Linked DNA regions of Homo sapiens: region 2 is linked to region 1. The links are chromatin loops, found by intact Hi-C in ENCODE. Cell type or tissue: heart right ventricle. All regions are shown on one strand. Each heading gives the region's core, and the rest is flanking DNA. Links, peaks and the distances in the headings are about the cores only. Region 1 has its middle 300 kb from the start of USP46. Region 2 overlaps LOC107986279 (a long non-coding RNA gene).

Region 1 (5,391 bases), core at 193-5,192:
TCAAGACAGCAGTGAGGAAACAAGAAATAGGAGAAAATATTTGTTTGCATTTGGCAAAAGAGAAGCCGAAAAAGAGCCTGGGCTGTTGCACTTTACAACTTTGCTCCCTTCCTCCACCCCTCGAATTGGGGTTCATTTATAACAGGGAAGCAGCTTGACAAGAAGCAAATATGACTTATCTGTAATATTTTATTTATTTTAAAAAAGAAAGAAAGACTAGAACCAAATCTGACTAAACTTAAAACTTACTAATTTTGCATGGTAGAAAGATGAATGTTTGTCATGTGGGTCTTTATTCCCTTCTATGTTTAAAATGTATCTTTAAAAAAAGGTTCTAAAGGAAAAAGAAGAACAGAAGATTCAAAACATTTGATCAGAACATTTGGTACCAGCCCTTGCATTACCATGTCAGTCTATGTGTCCCTGAGCAAGTTATTGAAGTTCTCTAAGCCTTGTGATCATAAGACCTGTCTTTTAGGATGTGGTTAATATTAAATCAGAATATGTATGCAGAACACCCAGCATTGGACCTAGATTCATATGTTCTTAATTCATGGTGGCCACTATGGCTACTTTCTGATTTCCCAAAATGTGTCTGCTACAGTTTTAAATGTATATTCTCTCCGAAATTCCTGTTGTAACTTAATCCCCACTGTGGTGGTGTATTAGTCTGTCCTTATACTGCTAATAAAGACATACCCAAGATTGGGTAATTTATAAAAGAAAGAGGTTTAATGGACTCACTCTTCCAGATGGCTGGGGAGGCCTCACAATCATGGCAGAAGACGAAGGAAGAGTAAAGGAACATCTTATGTGGTGACAGGAAAGAGAGCTTGTGTAGGGAAACTCTCCTTTATAAAACCATCAGATCTCATGAGACTTATTCAATATCATGAGGACAGCACAGGAAAGGCCCGTCCAATGATTCACTTACCTCCCACTGGGTCCCTCCCATGACACGTGGGAATTATGGGAACTACAGTTAAAGAAGAGATTTGCGTGGAGACACAGTCAAACCTTATCAGGTGGTATTAAGAGACAGGGCCTTTGTGGAATGAATTAAAGCACTTATAAAAGAGGCTTCAGAGACCGTCTTCCCTCTCTTTTCCTTCCACCCCTCTGCCATGTGAGGACACGGCATCCCTTCCCTCCTGAGGATCCAGCCACAAGATGCCATCTTGGAAGCAGAGAGACAGGGCCCTCACCAGCCACCACCTTGATCTTGGACTGCTCAGATTCCAGGACTATGAGAAATAAGTTTCTTTTGTTTATAAATTACCCAGTCTGTGGTATTTTATTATAGCAGCATGAACAGACTAAAGCAGTGTCTATGGAACAATAATACCACAAGAGGTTCCCAGGTATTCTGAGGTCAAGAAAGTTTAGGAAACTCTATACATTTCATTTCCTTCTTGAAGATTCAGAGTGACAACAGGATATTAATAACACAGAGAATTTCGACAGTTAAGAAATCTGTTTTGTTTATCTTTGTCTTTTCATTTACATCACTATTTCCCAGGTTTTGAACATGAGACACGGGCCTACAGTACTTTTGCCTAAAAAGAAGAAATGAAGCTACACTTGGGGTTCCTAAACTTTGTGAGAAAGGCTTTTAATTTCTTTTCCTCGAAAAACATGATGCAGAAGTTGGAGGGGCAGCTACAAAGTGACCATATTCTTCTCACTACTGGGACATGTGGTAACCTGTAGAGAGGGAGGGCTCAAAGCTGCACCTGACATGGGGCCAACCAATAAAGCCCTGAAGTCCACTGCTGGGTACTCATTAACTGGTTGGAAAGCTAACCCTGTTATTCTTTACAATTAGAAAATTATGGGCCAGGCCAGGTGGCTCACGTCTCTAATCCCAGCACTTTGGGAGGCTGAGGAGGGCAGATCACCGGAGGTCAGGAGTTCAAGACCAGCCTGGCCAACATAGCGAAACCCCATATCTACTAAAAATACGAAAATTAGCCAGGCGTAGTGGTGCGCGCCTGTAATCCCAGCTATTCAGGAGGCTGAGGTGGGAGAACTGCTTGAACCTGGGAGGCAGAGGTTGTAGTGGGCCGAGATCATGCCACTGCACTCCAGCCTGGGCGACAAAGCAAGACTCTGTCTCAAAGAAAAAAAAAAGAAAAAAGAAAAAGAAAAAAAAAAGAAAATTATGTAAAATTTTGATGATCTCACAAAACAAACAAGCAAACACATTTTCAATTAATAGGTATTGTTAGCTGTTAATAATTACCCAACGGGCAAAAATCTGCTTCACCCTAAAGTACAGCGTGCCCTGTTGTGCAGGGAAGAGACTGTTAATAACAGCCCCATCACGAATCCTATTGGCAGATTTTCCCTCAGCATGAAAAGGCGAAATATAGACGAGTTTCATGCTTGAAACTAATGTTTAAGATCTGTTCGAGCACTTAAGCATTTTACAATGAGGATGATATGTACCCCCTGCACTAGGCTACATATTCAAGAAGAGCTTAGCCAGAGACGCTGGGAAGAGGCTGAGCAGGGGCTGGAGAAAGTCTGCATTATTACTGGCAGTGTGTCCTGGGGTCCATCAGCTGGGCGTGACCACGGAGGATGCAGACAGACCTTTAAAATCGATGACAGCATGTCTCCAAAGAGGATGAGCGGCCAAGGAGAAAAGCAGCCCGCCCAGCAACCCAGGCAGGAGTCGAGGTGATGCAGGCAATATCTCCTTCCTAGAGAACACGGCTTCTCTATCATTGTGTTTCTTTTCCATACATTCATGTTTTCTAAACAAGGCAGGATTGAGAGAAGAGGTGGAGGTGTCTTACTGGGTGAGCTGAGGGGGCCTTTTCAGGGTCACGAATTTATTAATTCAGCTCTCCAAGGCCAGATTTCCAGCTATAAAATAGGGACAGTAATAGTATCTACCTAATGGTGCAGATCAGATGAGAGTCTTACCACAGTACATGGCCTGTAAGAGGAGCTCTGTTAATGTTGCCTTAATTTAGACAATGATAGTAGAGTGTTTACCTCCTTGAGCTCATGTCATATGCTGACCATATTTCACTTCCTTCTCCTAAGAGGGCCTGTGTCCCAGCAGGCGCTTGGCTGAAGCATGCTCATGGTAATTAAATCTAAGGTCTGGTGGTGTTGTGTAAAGAATAACTGATAGGCAGAGATTCTGAAGGGAGCTTTGGGAATGGAACATCTGGTTTGGAAGGAAGCCTTATAGGCCAACCCCCTGTAGGCCAGGGTAGGAGAGGAAAACAGGAAGTTTTATTCATCTTACTTTCTTGGTTTTTCAAGTTACAGTCTCCAGCTGTTTATATCAACTTTGTTTTTCCTAAAGAGCACAGAGAGTATAAAGCACTGTTAAGTCACAGCCTTTCCATTAAGTAGCCCTTTGTAGAAAATCGGAGTTATTCTTTGACTTGGCTAGTTCATCTTTTATTTTTCTTTTCTTCGCCCAAAGCAAATATCTTTTCCCTGGCTTCTTTTCAGGCCTGAATAAGTTGTAGAGAAGGACGAGAGGAAAGAAGTTTGGGAAGAAGAAGGTGGGGAGGAGCAGGAAGGTGGAAGAAACAGGAGAAAAACCCAGGGGAAGAGGAAAGAAAGGAAAAGAGTTCATACCCCAGAAATTTAAGATACCAACATGTTTCCAGGATTGGAGGGTCTGCACGTGGATCAGTATGAATTCAGTGGGGCACCACAGATGGGGATCGTTGTCCTCAGAACTGAAGAAGAACAACAGGAAACAAACCCTCAAAATGAAGACTATGTGTTCCTCGAAAATAGATTATATTCAACTTATTGACAAGTATCACTGCAAACACTTAACATGACATTTTCTAATCTTCCTGTTGCCCTCATATCTCTTCCCTCTAGGGTAGGGGTGAATGAATAGTCTCTGGTGCTAGACTACAAGGGTTCAGACCCCAACAGGGCTACTCACCAGTCAGGTGACCTTGGGCAAACCACTTAACTCTCTGGGCCACAGTTGGCTCATTTGTAAATGGGGATGATGATGATGTTGATGGTGATATCTTACCTATAGCCTAGGGTATCCTGAGGATTAAATGAGTTAACATACGTAAAGTGCCTAGGCAGAGGGTAAGTGCTATATGAATGTTAACTATGATTATTCTGGCCACTCTGTTGAGATACTTGAATCCTACAACACAAAATGGCATGCATTGTTTTTTCATAGCACTTACTGCATGCTTTGAACACTTCATATATAAGACACCATTTTATGCCCTAGAAGGCAGGTACATTATGAATATGACCCATATTATAGATGAGGAGACTGAGGCACAAAGAGATTAAGTGACATGCTTAATTTCCTGTATCTCATAAATGACAGAGTTGACTTAAACCTAGGTAGTTTAGCTCTAGAGAAGGGGTCAGCAAATGAGGGCCTGCCACCTGGCTTTGTAAATAAAGCTTTATTGAACCAAGGTTATTCCCAATCATTTATGTATCATCTGGCTGCTTTTGCATTAAAATGGCAAATTTGAAAATATTTGTTATCTGGTCTTTTTACACTAAACCTTTGCTGACTCCCGATCTACAGTCTAACTACACTTATAACTATTAAGGTAGGGTTGCCAGATTTAGTAAATTAAAATATGAGATGATCAGCTAGATTTAAACTGCAGATAAACAATGAAGAGTTTTTTTCAGTATAAGCGTATCCCATGTAATGTTTGGCAACTCTACATTAAGGTAACCTGCCTCTCTGATCTACCTTTGAATACATGGCCAACATTTTTCAGAAACCAAGTTCCCTTTCTCTCTTCTGAATCACGGTGAGCTAGAACTGCAAGGGACTTAAGATGGTCAATAACTTGCCCACCATCCACTCAGGAGTTCATGACAGAGCTGGCCTGGAGCTGTCTCTTTGTAAAACAGGTGGCCTTGTTAAAGTTTTTAAGGTGTGGTGGTGGTGGGGAAGTATGGTATTTGTGGAAAAGACCTGGACCAGAAGCATGGCTGAGCCTAGGAAAAATCATGACACAGAAAGTCATCTCTGTTAGGCACAGACAGACAAAACCACATGATCTCACTTATATATGCAGCGTAAAAAAGTTGAACTCACTGAAACAGAGAGCAGAATGGTGGTTACCAGAGACTGGGGGTGGCAGTGGCTAGGAAGATGTAGATGTTGGTCAAGGGATACAAAATTTGAGTTAGACAAGCAGAATGAGTTCTAGAGATCCATTGCACAATGTGGTGACTACAGTTAATAACAATATATCATATACTTGAAAATTGCTAAGAAAGTAGATTTTAATTGTTCTCGCCACAAATAAATAAGTGTATAATGTAACACATATGTCAATTAGTTTGATTTAACCATTCCACAATGTATCTGATATGGTTTGGCTATATGAGCCTGCCAAATCTCATGTTGAATTG
Region 2 (5,391 bases), core at 189-5,188, 53 kb before region 1:
GGTACCTGGGGTGAGAAGCCAGCTTAGTATGTGTGCCCCAGGCCTATACCCTGGGAACAGAGAAGACAAAAAAATCTAGAAGATATTTCTCTGGAGTAATTTCTGGGCCATTTTGGGATCCACATATAATAGCTGAATGGGAAATGAGGGAAGGGGCATGCTGCCATTGCTTTGAGGAATTCCGTAAGGCCCCAGCTCAGGAAGCGCCAGAGCCTGGAGGAGGATTGTAATGGGGTGGGGGGCAGGATTTACTGTTTGGTGAGCAGTGGAAGTTACACTCTAAAGTGGGAAAGTGATGCTCCCATGGAGGGTAGAACCACAGTGGCACGTTCCGGAGGGCTCACAGGCCACAGTTGGGTACATGGGACACAGCCCTGCATTACCTGAAATATTTGGGACAACTTTAAGGGTGGTGTTGAAGTTCTGAAGGTTTGTAGATAGGGCTCTGAAATAACAAAATTTAAGAAACCGTTTTAACATGACCCCATTAGTGTCCAGAGGCCTGATGAAAGGTGTATTTCATAAGTACTCCTGACTGAGATAATTATGGAAGCTGAAGCTTGTTCTTCATCCTTCCAACTACAGATGGATTTATATCATCTAATGATGGTTTAAGAGTGCACCTGCCTAGAGACGTTGCTGGACAATAACTTCCCAAATTCACTAATAGTTTCTGTTACTATAATTATGTGGCAACTTCTCCTTTTAAAATGTCTCACAGCCTGTCTTTAAAATGTTGTTGGCTGGGCATGGTGGCTCATGCCTGTAATCTTAGCACTTTGGGAAGCTGAGGCAGGTGGATCATGAGGTCAAGAGATCAAGATCATCCTGGCCAGCATGGTGAAACCCCATATCTACTAAAAATACAAAAATTAGCTGGGCATGGTGGCGTGTGCCTGTAGTCCCAGTTACTCAGGAGGCTGAGGCAGGAAAATCACTTGAACCCAGCCATGAGGCAGAGGTTGTAGTGAGCCGAGATCATGCCACTGCACTCCAGCCTGGCAACAGAGCAAGACTCTGTCTCAAAAAAAAAAAATAAAAATAAAATAAAACAAAATAAAATATTATTGTTCCTGTGTGTGTTAAGTATAAAATGTTTGACAATTATCCAGTCAATAATTGTAGTAAAACTATATATATATATATAACTAATAATTATAGTAAGGCTATACATATCAAGAATCCACAATGCATGCCTACATTTTAAACGTCTTAAAATATGACCTAAACTTTGAATTGCCCTATATATTTATCAAAGTACTCGGGGAATTCTAACAAAATATTTGTTAAGGCAGAAAAGCTATAGTATGTCATTTCAGGAGATGAGAAATCTGATCCCATTGATAGAAAATATTATAAATTGCATTTTAAATTTCTTAATACCTATTAAAAATAAGGAAGTTATGCTTATTTTATTATTATCATTTGGATATATGACAAATTCCCTCAGAGATATGCAGATCAAGTTTGAAGTATATATATTTCAGAAAAAATAAGATTATGTGGCCTTAAGTAAGTTATTTAACCTGTCTTAGCCCCAGTTACCTAAACTAGGCATTCATTTATTCATTTATTTGTTCATTCAACAGATATTGATTGGTTCCTACTGTGTGCTGAGGACTATTTTGAGTATCCTCAGTGAGTACTGAGTACTGAGGATATACTGAGTACTGATGATACAGTCTTTCAAGAAAGACAAGCTCCTTACTCTCATGGAGTTGACATTTCCAATAGGAAAGAGAGACAATTAAAATATTGAAAATTCAATAAATCAAAAATAATGCCTGCTATTGAATAATACTAATAGCTCTTTCTGGCATCCAGATCACAGCTAAAATGTCACCCCCTTAGAAGAACTCCTTGTCCATTCAATCCTTCCCTTTGTATTTAATCTAACTACATTTGACTCAATACAAATAGAAGGATTGAATGACAAGAAAAAGCAAGCCATGAAAATGTTAGGGGAAGAGCATTTGAAATGGAGAGAATTAAATCTACAAAGCTACTTCAATGGAGGAGAGCTTGGTGTGTTCAAGAATGAAAGAAAAATTCTGCCTGGCTGGAGCCTGATAAGGAGAGAAGAGTGTGGTGCTGGAGTTGGCTGGCTGGATAGGTAGATAAAGGAGAATTTGAAAGACTATGATAAAAGAAATTAATTAATTTAAAAAATAAAACCATTAGAGGCTTTATTCTGAATGTCATGGAAAGTTTACATTGTGTAACAAATTAAAGATTGCTGCAAAAGATTTGATGTTTGTCACAAAGCCATTTCTTAATCTTATCATCCTTTGCCATTAGAAGAAGCTGAGAATTTTCAGAACCTCCAAGTCCAGGCTCCTTTTGTTTAAAAGTCCTTCTTTAATCTTATCTCTTTCCTCTTGCTTTTTAATGTAAGCAGGAAGAAGAAATCGGGAGTCACTTTCAACACTCTGCTTGCAAATCTGTCTTAACTAGGAAACCTAGCCCATTAGGCACATTTTCTGCTTTCTACATTATCAGCCAGGCATGATGGCTCACACCTATAGTCGTAGCACTTTGGGAGGCCAAGGCGGGAAGGTCACTTGAGCTTAGGAGTTCGAGGTTACGGTGAGCTATGATTCCACCACTGTACTCCAGCCTGGGTGACAGATACATTAGCACAGTTTAGTGTTGCTAAACTTTCTGTCCCTATATGCAAAGATGATCCTCTGTCCTCTAACTTCCCATACCATTTTCTTGTTGAGTCTTCACCAGTACCTCTTTGAAAGCCATTGGGCTTCTGCTAACAGTCAAAACACCTTACGCTTTCACTAACACACTTTCTTAAAAGTTCTTTCTACTTCCACCCACTGCTGGATTCCAAAGCTACTCCCACAGTTTAAGTTTTTGTTATGGTAGCACCCAGTGTTCAGGTACTAACATCTATATTGCCATGTAACAAATTGTCCCAAAACTTAGAGGCATAAAGCAACAATTATTTTTAATTTCTGAGAGTCAGGATCCTGGGAATAGTTTAGCTGGGTGGTGTTACCTTGAGTAACTCATGAAGTTTTAATCGAGGTGTTAGCTAGTAGGGTGGTAGTCATCTGAAAGCTTGACTGAAACTAAAGTATCCAATTCCAAGATGTTTCATGTAAATAGCTGGCAAGTCTGTGTTGCTGGTTCACCATGATTGGTTGTCATGCAGCCCTCTCCATAGGGCTGCTTGAGTGTCATGACCTGACAGCTAGCTTCTTTCAGAGTGTGTGACATAGGAAGACCAAGACTAAAGTCACAATGTCTTTAATGTTTGAGCACTGAAATTTTCACATAATGAGTTCTATGATATCCTAGTGTTTGTACAGTTCCAACCCATTGAGGGCAGGATGGGAATACACAAGGGCATGAATACAAGGAGGCAGATATTGGGATCATCTTTTTTTTAAGATTCAGGGGGTTCGTATGGAGGTGTGTTACATGAATATATTGCATAATGGTGAGGTTTGGGTTTCTAGTGTACCCATCACTCAAATAGTAAACATTGTTCCCAATAGATAATTTTCCAACCATCACCCCACTTCCATTCTGTTCCCTTTTGAAGTCCCCTGTGCCTATTATTTCCATCTTTATGCCCATGTGTACCCATTGTTTAACTTCTGCCTAGTAAGTGAGAACATGCAGTATTTGATTTTCTGTTTCCGAGTTATTTCACTTAAGATAATGGGCTCCAACTCCATCCATGTTGCTGCAAATTACATGATTTCATTCTTTTTATGGCTGCATAGCATTCCATGGTTTATATATCCCACATTTTCTTTATCCAATAAACGGTTGATAGACACCTTAGGTTGATTTCATCACTTTACTATTATGAATATTGCTGTGGTAAACATACAAGTGCAGGTATCCTCTTTAAAAAATGGTTTCTTTTCCTTTGGCATATACCCAGTAGTGGGATTTCTGGGTTGAATGATAGTTCTATTTTTAATCCTTTGAGAAATCTTCACACCGTTTTCCATAGACATTGTACTAATTTACACTCCCATCAACAGTGTATATGCATTTTCTTTTCCTGCATCCATGCGAACATCTGTTATTTTTTTTTACTCTTCAATAATCCATTCTGCTTGATGTAAGATGATATCTCACTGTGGTTTTAATTTGTATTTCTCTAATGATTAGTGATGTTGAGCATTGTTTTCATATGTTTGTTGGTAACTTACAGATTTTCTTTTGAGAAATGTTTATGTCCTTAGCCTACCTTTTAATGAGGCTATTTGTTTCTTTCTTGTTGAATTTTTGAGTTCCTTGTAGATTCTGGATATTAGTCTCTTGTCAGAGGCATAATTTATAAATATTTTCTCCCATTCTGCAGGTTGTCTGTTCACTCTGTTGACTATTTATTTTGCTGTGCAGAAGCTTTTTAGTTTAAGTCCCATTTGTCTATTTTTGTTTTTGTTGCATTTGCTTTGGGATATCAGTCATAAATGCTTTGCCTGAACCAATGTCCAGAAGAGTTTTTTTCTAGGTTTTTTTTCTAGGACTTCTATAGTTTCAGGTCTTATTTAAATCTCTAATCCTTCTTGAGTTAATTTTTGTATATGTTGAGAAATATGAGTTCAGTTTCTGCATATGGGTAGTCAATTTTCCCAGCACCGTGTATTGAAAAACATGGGTGCATGTTTTTGTTGACTTTGTTGAAGACCAGCTGGTTCTAGGAATGTGGCTTTTTTATGAGGTTCTCTATTCTATTCCATTGATCTATGTGTTTGTCTTTGTACCAGTACCATGCTGTTTTAGTTACTATAGCCTTGTATTATAATTTGAAGTTAGAGAATGTGATGCCTCCAGCTTCATTCTTTTTGCTTAGGATTGCTTTGGCTATTCAGGTTCTTTTTTTGGTTCCATATGAACTTTGGGATTGTTTTTCTAACTCTGTGAAGAATGACATTGGCAATTGGATAGGAATTATATTGAATCTGTAGATTTCTTTGTGCAGTATGATCATTTTAACAGTATCAATTCTTCCAATCCATGAGCATGGAATGTTTTTCCATTCGTTTGTGTCATCCATAATTTCCTTCATCAGTATTTTGTAGTTCTCCTTGGAGAGATCTTTTATCTCCTTAGTTAAATGCATTCCTAGGGGTGTGTGTGTGTGTGTGTGTGTGTGTGTGTGTGTGTGTTTGTACTGTAAATGTGATTGAGGTTTTTGGTTTTTGGGGTTTTTTTTAAGCACAGTTTCACTCTGTGACCCAGGCTAGAGTGCAGTGGTGCAATAATGGCTCACTGTAGCCTCAACCTCCCAGGGACAAGTGATCTTCCTACCTCAGCCCCCTGAGTAGCTGGGCCTACAGGCACTCACCACCACACCAAACTAATTTTCTTCTTGTAGAGATGGAAGTCTCTACAAGAGACTTGCCCAGGCAAGTC

What was found. Peaks named below come from ENCODE experiments on the same cell type or tissue, not always from the same donor. Only the 100,000 strongest peaks of a DNase experiment are listed, where the experiment ranks them.
Region 2: a loop joins it to region 1, with 2.3 times the contacts of the local background. A loop is called at or near these places in 1 of 110 quality-filtered maps.

Annotation. Positions count from the first base shown.
Region 1 is chr4:52,355,965-52,361,355 of GRCh38, forward strand. No RefSeq gene overlaps it. Among named protein-coding and RNA genes, the nearest start is that of USP46, 300 kb to the right of the region's middle. In heart right ventricle, for the core only: no CTCF peak of the experiment used is centred there; a DNase peak (open chromatin) is centred at 3,135.
Region 2 is chr4:52,302,876-52,308,266 of GRCh38, forward strand. The region is part of intron 1 of LOC107986279 (a long non-coding RNA gene); the gene reads left to right. Among named protein-coding and RNA genes, the nearest start is that of SPATA18, 250 kb to the left of the region's middle. In heart right ventricle, for the core only: no CTCF peak of the experiment used is centred there; no DNase peak of the experiment used is centred there.